2 separate regions of the Homo sapiens genome follow, and region 1 is linked to region 2. Evidence: chromatin contacts called from ENCODE Hi-C or POLR2A ChIA-PET data. All regions are on one chromosome and are shown on one strand. The core of a region is the stretch at or near the end of the contact, and the rest is flanking DNA. Distances in the headings are between cores, read along the strand shown. Region 1 overlaps LINC02608 (long intergenic non-protein coding RNA 2608). Region 2 has its middle 86 kb from the start of MIR3122.

What was found. A loop is a pair of places that touch in the nucleus more often than their neighbours do. ChIA-PET counts read pairs that join two places held with the same protein, here RNA polymerase II (POLR2A). Pooled maps may share reads with other maps.
Region 1: a map of natural killer cell shows a loop between it and region 2 (1.9-fold over the local background). The contact joins two enhancer-like sites. A Hi-C loop is called at or near these places in 9 of 168 maps with a recorded cell type or tissue (MCF 10A, endothelial cell of umbilical vein, gastrocnemius medialis and 5 more) and 11 of 50 pooled maps. POLR2A ChIA-PET finds 5 or more read pairs at or near these places in 7 of 52 experiments (H1, MCF 10A, T-cell and 4 more).

The regions. Positions count from the first base shown.
Region 1 is chr1:212,253,501-212,259,686 of GRCh38, reverse strand. All of the region lies in intron 1 of LINC02608 (long intergenic non-protein coding RNA 2608), which reads left to right. Among named protein-coding and RNA genes, the nearest start is that of LINC02608, 28 kb to the left of the region's middle. RefSeq lists enhancers at 19-188, 3,216-3,395, 3,009-3,510. Within about 2 kb of position 3,631, at least 9 of the 41 ENCODE cell types and tissues checked have a DNase peak (open chromatin) inside an H3K27ac peak, as active enhancers do.
Region 2 is chr1:212,160,547-212,166,634 of GRCh38, reverse strand. No RefSeq gene overlaps it. Among named protein-coding and RNA genes, the nearest start is that of MIR3122, 86 kb to the right of the region's middle. RefSeq lists an enhancer at 5,293-5,402. Within about 2 kb of position 3,899, at least 7 of the 41 ENCODE cell types and tissues checked have a DNase peak (open chromatin) inside an H3K27ac peak, as active enhancers do.

The DNA.
Region 1 (6,186 bases), core at 2,382-4,881, 93 kb before region 2:
TTTTGATATGTGTTGAGTAGTACAAGGGGCATGAGGAAAAGGAAATGTTGGAGATAGCAGGCTTGCTGGGAGAAAGGGTAGACATTGAGGAGGGGTGTTGTACTTATTTACCATAAAAGCTGTTCTATCTTCTCACCCTATATCCATGACTACAACTCAGGATTAAATGCTAACACTAGTATTTCCTTGCTTAAAACCTTTCATCTGAACAATGCTTCCCACTGCATCCTTGGTCTGACATTTAAATTCAAATTTGGTTCTGCCTGTATCTTCAAAATCATTTCTCAACACTCCCTGTCACTAAACACTGCTTACAGTTCCCAGTGAGGTGGGAACTCTCTTTTATGCCTTTGCCCAGATTGAGCTCTAAGATTGCCTTTTTCCCACCTTCTTTACCATCTATTTTCTATGTGTTCTTCAAGATAACTCAGGTACCACCATCCTTGACACTGTCCTGAGCTCAATCTCCCCCCTCTGTTACCTCTGAGCACCCCAGGCAGATCTCTATCATAGTCACAGGATACTGTAATCATCTCTTTGCTTTTTTGTCCCCAACTAGACTGGATCATAGACTCTTTGAAGGTAAAACTATTTATTAAGCATCATTATATTTCTGTGACTTGTACAATGCCAGTCACTTGTAGACACTCAATAAATGTTGATGAATTAATTAATTTGGTATAGATTGGGGGTAGAACCATCCCAACCAACTGGCATTGCACAATGCCATAGACTAGAGCTGGCCTCATCTCCAGTTCTCTCCTGGGCACAGGCCTGGAGCTCCACTGGCACCCTAGGAGCTCGGTCCTGTGTCTACACACAGACTCACATTATTCTCTCCATCTAGACTTGGAATCTTCAGCTCCAAGCTCCATGCTCTCCCTCTTTCCTCTTTTGGAAATTTGTTTTTCCTTCTTTCTTTTTCTTTCTTTTTTTGAGATGGAGTTTCGCTCTTGTTGCCCAGGCTGCACTGCAATGGCACAATCTCGGCTCACCGCAACCTCCGCCTCCTGAGTTCAAGCGATTTTCCTGCCTCAGCCTCCTGAGTAGCTGGGATTACAGGCATGTGCCACCACGCCTGGCTAATTTTGTATTTTTAGTAGAGGTGGGGTTTCTCCATGTTGGTCAGGCTGGTCTCGAACTCCCGACTTCAGTTGGTCCACCCGCCTCGGCCTCCCAAAGTGCTGGGATTACAGGCGTGAGCCACCGCGCCCAGCCAGATATTTGTTTCTTGTTTAAATCCACTTGGTTCTTTTCGCTTTGTCTCTCTGCCCTCCCACCATTACGTACACAATGTTTTGGTTGCATGTTTCTGTCTGTTTTTGCATGCATGCATGTGTGCTCTGTCTCCTCCAAAGTTCAGGCCAAAGTTCACAGACGGCCATGGCTCTCCACCAAGCCCACTGCAGTGCTGTGTACACAGTGGAGGTTGCCTCCTTCATTGGCCCAGAGCCTGTTTGGGATCATTCACAATCCCTACAGTCTGCAGCCATCTCTACAAGAGGCCAGTTTGTATAGCTTTTCCTCATAGTATTCATTTCCACAGTGTTCTGTGTCCTGTACTGGATCTGTGCTGAGTTACTGAACATTAAGATTTTGCTTTTGTCTCAGAGACACCTGATGAGAACGTTGTGTGTCGTGACCTCAACCAGCTCAAAACAATTAAAATGTGATATCTCAACTGGATTGGAACACTTCTACCATTTCCCAGTAATACCTTTTGGGAGAGAAGGAGTAAATTTGGAGCTTGTCCTTTCAGGGATTGGGATTCACTGAGATACCAGGTCTCTTCTATTGCAAATAGAAAACAGTTTTTATATAAGGGTTGTAACTCTTGCCCATCCATCTGCAGAGTACATGCTTTTATGGGTTATTTATTTAAAAAAATTAAAGAGTTGTGTTAAACCATTTTTTTGTTGTTGTTGTTTTGAGACAGGGTCTTGTTCTGTCACCCAGGCTGGAGTGCAGTGGCACAATCTTGGCTCACTGCAGCCTCGACCTCCTAGGCGCAAGTGATCTTCCTACCTCGGTCTCCTGAGTAGCTGGGACTATAGGTGCACACCACCATCCCCAGCTAATTGTTTTTAAAAGTATTTTTTGCAGAGATGGAGTCTCACTATGTTGCCCAGGCTGGTCTCAAACTCCTGGGCTCATGCATTCCCCCTATCTCAGCCTCCCAAAGGCTGGGATTGCAGGCATGAGCCACCACGCCCGGCCTAAACCATTTTTATTCTCATCCAATGGTCTGAAGTTGAGAACCGTTGGTCAAAGTTAGGAGTGCTGCCTGTGACACTGGAGTGGATGGAAGTTCACTGGCCCACAAAGGAATCAGATTCGTGACCTTGGCCCTATTACCACTAAACCAACTAGGATATTAGCCCAGAGGCCTGGCAAAGATAGAGCTTGGCCACAACTCCCTTGAGAAAGAGCAGGCTACTCTGCAGATGACCATTTCTAGATCCCCATGGTTTCTGGGCAGTCTGACCCCAGATCCCCAGTGACCAGCTTCCCCTCACCCCAGATGGCTTCCTGTTTGAATGGTCTTCCTACTTCATTAGGTGGGAATAAGTCAAGATAAATGCCACTCAAGCCTATGTCAAGATGGTTAAGAGGAGGGGGCTGGGAACTAGGCACATCTGAATCTGCATCCCAGTGCTGCCGCTTGGTGCTACCTGGTCTTGGGCAAGTTGCTTAACCTCTCTAAACCTTATTTCCTCATGTTTAAAAAGGGTATTGTGATAGCTGCTACTTCATGTGTTTGCGGGGTGATTAAAGGAGAAAAGGCATGTAATGTGTGGAGCACTATGCTTGGAAGACAGTAGGTACTCACTTGGTGGTAGCTCTTCTTCATACATTCATAATATTGTAAATAGTGATAATAAGAAGCCATATTGAAAGTGATTACAACAAGACAGGGCCATGTTGGCCGTGCTCTCAGGACACAACCCCAGTCACTCCTGCCTGCCTTCTCCCAAGGTGACCCAGTTAGACAGTGCCAGCTTTGTTGGGGGCTGCTGAGTGAAGTGAGAATCCTGGCCTGCATCAGGCTGCCTGGGCATGACCCCTGAGCTAGCAGCCATGGGAGGGGAGCAGAAGGGGCAGGGGAGAAAGAGTGTGCTAGTGGGAGGGCTGGGACTTTGAGGAGGAAGTGGGTTTGTGGTAGGGACAGGGTGGGGTAAAGAAGAGGGATGGGCAGAGCTTGAGAGATTTTTAGCAGGAAGGAAGGCAGTTGAGCAAAAAAAGAAAAAAAAAATCCCTTTGTGTCTTATTGGCCTCTTGCTGTCATTTGCTGAAAATGAGGACTCAGATAAACCAATGCAAATCTTCTCGGGTATCACAAAACTCAGGCCTCTCTCTTTTTGTGTCTTTTGTGGGGCATGAGAGAGGTACGGTCTCATCATTGTCCTATCTGCAGCTCCAAAAAAGAAAAAACGGGCTGTGTTTTTCAGATGGTCAGACCATCAGACCAAGATTTAACATGCCTTTTTCAGCCTAAAAGTCTTCTTGCACAACCTGGTGTTATTTCCACAGGCAACTGAAGTAACTCTGCTCTTGAAATCCTGCCCCATGTGACTTTTTCTTGTTTGTTAGCCCAGTAACTAAATAGTCATGACAGGAAGAGAATCCCCCTGTTCTGTGAGGCAGGGACCTGGGAGGTCAGCAGCACCCTGTGGACATCTCCAGGGAGGGCACGTTATATCCTGTGTACTTGGGACAGGGGAAATAGAGCTGGTCCCCACTCTCGGGGGCCTAGCTTAATGCTCCGTGTCGTTCTTCAGCCACACAGTTATCCAACCGAGAGGCAGCTCGGTGTAAACAGAATGACTCTAGAGCCATGCCCCATGGAACACTGGGCAGGTTCTCCTATCACAACAGGAAGCAAAGTCACAGGAGAGCAGGATGTCAAAAGCGAGGTTTCTTCAGCACCTGTGGAGACACCAACTTGTCTCCTCACCCTCCCCCATAGTTCCATCTTGGCTAGACCACTCACTTTCCCAGATTCATTTTCAGACCTTCATCCTCAAACTTCAATCAGGTTTTATATGGGAAAGGGGCCGGGGTGAACGATTTCATCCCAGTGGATCTATTTGATTCTGAGTCTCCTCATCTCACCCCTGAAATAGCCTATTGTTTGGAACAATCTGTTGTTTGAAATATCTCAGCTTGGTTGTTCTGTTTCCACCCATTTTGCACGTTCAAAATCAACCCCTAATCCTCATCTCCCAAATCATCTCAGTTTCCTTATTTCCATTAAACAGGACAGCCATTTATCCCATTGTTCAAGTACTACTTTGCCTCACCCATACTAGCTTCATAAATGGTCACCAGCAGATTCTGCTGATTCTTGATTCATCTGAAATGTCTCTTGTCACTGTCACTTCTGTACAATGCAAGCTTTTATCCCTTCCTCATGCCTGGACCTGGGTAACAGCCCCTTACCAGACCTCTCGGACTCACGCCAGCATTATCCACATTAATCTGCCTGGAACACAGGTTGCATCACTCTCTTTGCACAGAAGCCTCATCACTGGCTTCAGTACAAGGTCCAGCCGGGTGCCCAGCCTGGCATTCCCCACATTCCTCTCCATTCTGGCCACCAACTTCCCCAGGCAATCTCCCACCTCCCCAAAAGATACCCACACTCCTGCCATGCTGTTTTAATACCGCACCCTACCTGGTATGGGAGATGGTAACACAGGAAGGGAGAGAGGGAGGGAGGGAGGAAGGGAGGAAGGAAATGCACACTTCCATCTCCCCCGCAAATCTTTCTGTAGTGGTTCTAGTCTTTGCTACTACACCCTCGTCTGAACTCCACCATCAGTGTCTACGCCATTCATTAAAAAACAGACAAGCTACAGATGATGTGCAAGTGTGTTAAAAAAAAAATAAAAAACAAACAAACCACTTTTATTATAAAAATTTTCAGACTTACATAAAAACCCCTATGACCCCATCAACCAGTTTCAATAGCCATCAAGTTTGCCATACGTATTTAATCTATCCTCCCTTTACCTCCCCACCTTTTTGCTTTTTGGCTGAAGTTTTTTTTCTTTCTCTTTTTTTGAGACAGAGTCTCACTGTACCCCAGGCTGGAGTGCAGTGGCACGATCTTGGCTCACTGCAACCTCTGCCTCCTGGGTCCCAGTTCAAGCAATTCTCCTGCCTCAGCCTCCCGAGTAGCTGGGATTACAGGAATGTGCCACCATGCCCAGCTGATTTTTGTATTTTTAGTAGAGATGGGGTTTCACCATGTTGGCCAGGCTGGTCTTGAACTTGCCTGACCTTGTGATCCACCCGCCTCGGCCTCCCAAAATGCTGAGATTACAGGCGTGAGCCACCGCGCCCAGCCTGCTGAAGCATTTTAAAGCAAATTATAGGTGTTATGTCAACTTACTCCCAAATACTTTAGCATGCATCTTAGAAAGGGTATTTTCTTCTATCACCACAATGCCAAAAATTGATAATTCCTTCTTATCTACAGTCTATATTGAAGTTTCCCAAATTGTTCTTTTTAAAAGTTCATTTTCAGAACCAGGTGCGGTGGCTCATGCCTGTAATCCCAGCACTTTGGGAAGCCAAGGCAGGCAGATCACCTGAGGTCAGGAGCTCCAGACCAGCCTGGCCAACATGGCAAAACCCTGTCTCTACTAAAAATACAAAAATTAGCCGGGTATGGTGGCAGGCGCCTGTAATCCCGGGCATGGTGGCTCACACCTGTAATCTCAGCACTTTGGGAGGATTGTACTTGGTTATGTCTGTGAGGTCTCTTTTCAATCTTTTTTTTTTTTTTTTTTGAGATGATTTCGTTCTGTCACCCAGGCTGGAGTGCAGTGGCACAATCACTGCTCACTGCAACCTGAACCTCCCAGGCTCAAGCGATCCTCCCACCTCAGCCTCCTGAGTAGCTGGACTACAGACATGCACCACCATGCCTGGCTAATTTTTGTATTTTTTGTAGATATGGTTTTTTTTGTTTTTTTTTTTTTTGAGATGATTTCGTTCTGTCACCCAGGCTGGAGTGCAGTGGCGTGATCTCGGCTCACTGCAGCCTCCGCCTCCCAGGCTCAAGCAATTCTCCTGCCTCAGCCTCCAGAGTGGCTGGGATTACAGGTGCACACCACCTAGCCCAGCTAATTTTTATATTTTTAGTAGAAACAGGGTTTCTCTATGTTGGCCAGGCTGGTC
Region 2 (6,088 bases), core at 2,650-5,149:
CATCCTAACCATACCTATTCTTCGATTTTATCAAGATCTCCAGCACTTCCACTCCTCCATTTTCTACCAACTCGGTGCATCTCCTGGCACATTTTTCTTGTACAACCCGCCTGAAACCCATGGCATATTTTCTGGCATTCTCGGTATCCAAGCTCCCTCATCTTCCTGTCACATCTGGTTTACAGATTATCAGCTGTGATTAATCCTGACATTCCTCCTGCTTCTTCACCAAGGCTACTGGGCCCTTCATCAGGGTCTAGGCTTTGGCTCCAGCATGGCCAGCAGCAATTAGTGAGGGAAGAATTTAGTCCTGATGTCACTGGTGGGAATCAGTGGGGCAGCAGAACCAAGGACTGGCTCCAGAGTGGCCAGAATACTGGTTACATCCAGGAAGATTGGGCAAATATATAAATGTACAGAGGATAATGAAAGCTGATTCTCTCACTGTGAATGAAGAGAGTTACAAATATGGAAAGGGTCCTGCTGAGGAGCACCAAAGGAAATAAAAGTTAAAATTAAAAAGACAAAAATGGAAAGGGGAAGGCTAAAATAAACCCTGTGATGTTGGATTGGAATTGGAGGCATTGGTGAGGGCTCATGGTTTTTAGTAGATAGTTATAGAAACAGATACAGGTGTGCATGTGTACATATATGTGAGTATATACATATGTACATTTCCCAGCTCTGTCCACTGAGAGGACAGGGGCCTAGAAGTAATGAATGATACTGTAGTAGCAATGAGCACTACACTAGTACCTAGATCCTGCTTTGTGAATATCACTTTTCACAAAAAGAATCAAGTCTCCTTGGAGAAATGGCTGATTTCAGGGGAAGGGCAGAGAAGTATAAAATGAGCATGGAACCTGCTACCAGAAGTAACAAAGTCCTCAAAGAATGATGGGGGACATATCAAAAAGACACAAGAAGTAACTTAAAGGGATTCCCAATGGCTCAATCTGGGATGATTTGAAGACTAAAAAAATAATAATAATAACAGTAATAGATCGTATCACTGAATAAAATAGGAATCCGTGAGTCTATACAATTGAATTTTAACCAAAAGTTAACAATAATTTGTGGAGTTTATAATATATGTAGAAATAATAAAAGGCATTATAGCAATAGAAAAAAGACCAGAAGGGGAATAAATATAAGTATGTTGTTTTATGTTTCTTACCTTATACATGAAGTGGTATAATCTTACTTCAAGATATGCCTGTGGTAAGTGATGGATGCATATTATAACTTCCAAAGCAACCACTAAAACAAACAAACAAAAACCACGTGAACTAGCTCAAGAGTCAATAGAGGAGATAAAATGAAACCCTGAACATTTTCTTCTTGCTTTATACAAAAGAAAGCAGGAAAAGAGGCAAGAGGAACAGAGAACAGATAGGCTAAATTGAAAATAAATAGCACGATAGTGGACATCAACTGTGTCAATAATTACATTAAATATAAATGGTCTTAACACTATAATTAAAAGGCAGAGTGGATAAATAGGATGGTCTAGGAAAGCCTCGCTATGAAGGTGACAATTTAAAAAATACTGTAAGAAGAAGGATCAAGGATGCAGATAATAACTAGAACAAGAGTGTTCTAGACAGGTAAACACATACAAGATCCTGAGGTGGGTGTGTTCCTGGTATGACAGAAGAACAATGAGTAGGCCAGTGTGGTAGAGCTAAGTGAGCGAAAAGGAGGTGAGGTCAGACAGCTAATGGGGTAATAGATTAAACAGGACCTTGAAGGCCATTGTAAGAACTCTGGATTATACTCTGAATGAAATGGGAATCCATTTTTTATGGTTTTGATCCAATAAATGACATAATCTAATTTGCATTTTTAATCTTTATTGCAATACAATTTTTTTGAGACAGGGTCTTGCTCTGTTGCCCAGGCTGGAGTGCAGTGGCACAATCATATCTCACTGCAGCCTTGACCTCCTAGGCTCAAGCAATTCTCCCACCTCAGCCCCCTAAGTAGCTGGGACTATAGGCACACACCACCACGTCTGGCTAATTTTTTATTTTTTTATTTTTTGTAGAGACAGGGTCTTACTATATTGCCCAGGCTGGCCTCAGACTCCTGGGCTCAAGCGATCTTTCCACCTTGGCTTTCCAAAGTGCTGGGATTATAGGCATGAGCTACCATGGCTGGCCTTGCAATATAATTTGTATATAATAAAATTTGTCAATTTTAAGAGTACCATTTGATGAGTTTTCACAAATGTATGGAGTCATGTAACCACCACCACAATAGCCATATAGTACATTTCCATCACCCTACTCTGGATCCTGTGCTGAGAAAGACTGAAAGATGGAAGCAGAGAGATGAGTTGAAAACGTTACTGTGGTAATCTCGGTGAGAGAGAACCATGGCCTTAGACCAGGTGGCAGCAGTGCAGGTGATGAGAAGTGGTCATAATCTGAATATATTTTGAAAGTAGGAACAACAGGTTTTTCTGAAAGACTGGCTATAAGGTGTAAAATAAGTCGCAAATGACTCCAAGGTTTTTGTCCCAGCATATTGAAAGGATAGAGTTGCCATTAATTGAAACAGGCAAGACTGTGGGAGGAGCAAGTTTGGTGGGAGGAGCAAGTTTGGTGGCAGAAGACGAGTTTGGGGTATTTTCAGTTTAAAATGTCTAACAGATATTCAAGTGTAGGTAGTTTGAAATACAAATAAAATGTCCAACTGATTGGAACAATCTAAGCAGGGGAGAGGTGTGAGTTAGAGAGAGATTTGAGAGATAAACTATTTCAGAAATAAACTATAATGTATCCATCAGGAAAGGATAGCACTCTCAGGGTGTTTGGTGGTGGATACAGACTATTTCAACAAGGGAGCTAATTAGCAGACACTGTCCAGAAGAGAGGCTTCCTGGACTCTCAGTGACTGAAACATTCAGAAATATTCCTAGACTATATATTGGTAAGTTATTATGTCCTCGGAGATTTGTAGGAATATCCCTCAGAACACAAGAAGTTCTGATTCTTGAATAGGCCTTTTCCAAGTTGATTGTTCCACATTTTACACAAGCCCCTTGTGGAAAAGGTGCCCAGTTTATGGTGATAATGATTACAGAGTCGTAGAGTTAGAGCTTGGAAGATATCTTAAAGGTTCTCTTGGTCCAACCTCACACCTATGGCATGGCTGATAGATAATTAGAGTCACATCCAATGGAAATGATCTCACATCTCCCAGGCAGACTCTTCTCCTGATGGTCAACTCCATTAGAAAGTTCTTTCATGTCGGGCATAGTGGCTCATGCCTGTAATCCCAGCACTTTGGGAGGCTGAGGCGGGTGAATCACCCAAGGCTAGGAGTTCAAGACCAGCCTGGCCAACATGGTGAAACCCTGTAAAAAATACAAAAATTAGCTGGGTGTCGTGGAGCACGCCTGTAATCCCAGCTACTTGGGAGGCTGAGGCAGGAGAATTGCTTGAACCTGGAAGGATGAGGTTGCAGTGAGCTGAGATTGTGCCACTGCACTCCAGCCTGGGTAAAAGAGGGCAACTCTGTCTCAAAAAAAAAAAAAAAAAAAAGTTCTTTCTTGCGTGAAGCACACATATGCCTCACTGTCGTTACATTTTTTTCTGCGTCTCAGAGACCCCGATGAATGCCTTACTACATTTAGCAAATGAGACTCAAAGTGCAAGAGCTTCAATGTGACCATAAGTTTCACCTTCACGGGGCCTGTCAAATGGTTTAGGTTTCAAAACTTAAGCCCTTGGCCTTCACTAAAACTTCCCAGTATCTTCTGTCAAGAGGCTTCCTGGACTTTTGAAGAGAAAGTAAACTAAATGGGTGTTTGTTTCTCATCAGTGAAAGCAACGTGCTTGCAGAGGCCAGCTGGTCTATTTTTGTCTGTGGGTGGTGGATGGTTGCCAGGATTGAGCAGAGGTGTTTTCCTGTGGTAAAGACCAGAGATGGGGGTTGGTGGAGATGGTTCTTGATGCAGGAGAAGGAAGATTCGTGAACAGGATTCAGAACCTGGGAGCCTGTTGAGGAGGTCCTAGGGCTACCTTCAAGCTCAGACCCCTCATTCGCCGCCTCACTTGCATCCTTTTTCAATGTGTGCTCAGGGACTGCTAAGAGACTCATTCCTCCCCTAACAGGCAATAGCTATGAGGCTTTTAGTTGGGCCAGGTCTTGCAGGACACTCATCCTTCTGTATGATGGTCTCATTGCTGGTATCCTGGGTCCAAGTGTCCCCTACTCATCCTCACTAACAGGGCTCTGGCACTGCTTGTTTAGATGCAAATGTCTGGGGTGGGAGGACGTAACCACCTATAGTGGCACAAAATGCCCAGGAGTCAAGTTAATCCTAAGGATTTGGGGACTAACTCAGATGCAAAGCCTGAGAAACACCTGTCCACAGGCCCAAAGAATGTCTAGGGTTTTAGAGCCATGGATTTGAGACCCAGTAGAGCTGGGACTAAATGAAAGCAGTTTGGGAATAAGCCAATGTAGGGTCCTGGGTTATTTTAGCATCTGCACTTTCTTTAAGGGCCCACGTGTATGTGGGATATTCACAAGTGTGAATTCAGGGTGGTTTTTTTTTTAAATTGGGATTTTTAAATATAGATTTTAAAAATATAGATAAAAATATGGATTTCTGGGCCTTGTCCTTAGAAATTCTGATTCAGTGAGTCTGAGGGGGACTCAGAAAGCTGTCTTTTGAAAACTTTCCCAGTTTACTCCGATGTGTGTTTGGGAATCATCAGCTTAACGAATTAGAGGTGGGGCAGACACTTGTCTGTCAACATCCAAATTTCCTGTCCTCAGCCTTGGTGGTGCGCTTGCCTTCATATTTCTTTTGCCTACCTGGATGACTCCTGCGACTTGATTACCTCCCTGCCCAGTCTTAGCAAAAGTGAGCTAATGTGTAAAGAGTGCTTAGCATAGGGCCGGTACTTAGTAATCACTCAATAAAAGGAGGTTGTTATTCTTATTATCTGTGGTTAAAATGATATGACATGCCTGAGCTGTATGACTCATTGGACCAGGCAGTAATATCCCTTGAACACAGTGGAATTAGGTCAACCTCCTACCACCACTAATCCTGGCATCTCTCCTCCCCCAGTGAGCTTCCTATTTGGCCCTGTTGGGTTCTCACTTGGTGCCAGTCTGACTTTCTTGGGTTTGCTTTCTATTCTTTTGGCAGGACCCAGAGCAGGTACAATTCCCTTTGTGTTTGTTTAGAAACTGCTCTTCAGTGGTTGAGAGGAGTTGGGCCTCCCAGTCACAGTGTTTTGGTGGTTTGTTTCCATTTCTCCTTTGTGGTTGTGTTTATGACTGTGGTACAACTACTTGGAACTGAAATGTAGTTTCTTTGGAGACAGGGGTATTCTGTAGACACGGTGAAATTCCTTGGACTTGGAGGGTCTCCAGAATGCAATACAATATCTCTAACTGGCTCTAGAACTACCCAGAGTGAATAGGATTCTATTGTTACAGCTAGAACTAGGGTGAATGAATGCAGGATTCTTCATTTATTCAGCCAATGTGTGTGAGCACTTCTAATGTGCCAGGCACTACTAGTACTGGGAAGAATAAAATAGCCCTGACCATTGCAGCCAAGATTTTCTTTGTTCCCTTTCTAGGCCATCAAGCACAATGCTTCCAGGTTAACCTTCACACACTCACACTCACACTCACAGGTGTTAACACTTACTGTATGTTAGGGTAAAAAGTTGGTAGGGGGCCGGGCGCGGTGGCTCACGCCTGTAATCCCAGCACTTTGGAAGGTCAAGGCGGGTGTATCACCTGAGGTCGGGAGTTCGAGACAAGCCTGGCCAACATGGCGAAACCCTGTCTCTACTAAAAATACAAACAAACAAACGAACAAGAGGGCATGGTGGCCGGCGCCTGTAATCCCAGCTACTCGGGGGGCTGAGGCAGGAGAATCGCTTGAGCCTGGAAGGCAAAGGTTGCAGTGAGCCAAGATCGCGCCATTGCACTCCAGCCTGGGCAACAACAGTGAAACTCGTCTCAAAAAAAAAAAAAAAAAAAAAGTTGGTAGGGTATAGTCCCTGTCACTCAGAAACACAAAATTATCCTACTTTAAGGCCTGTTTGGAATG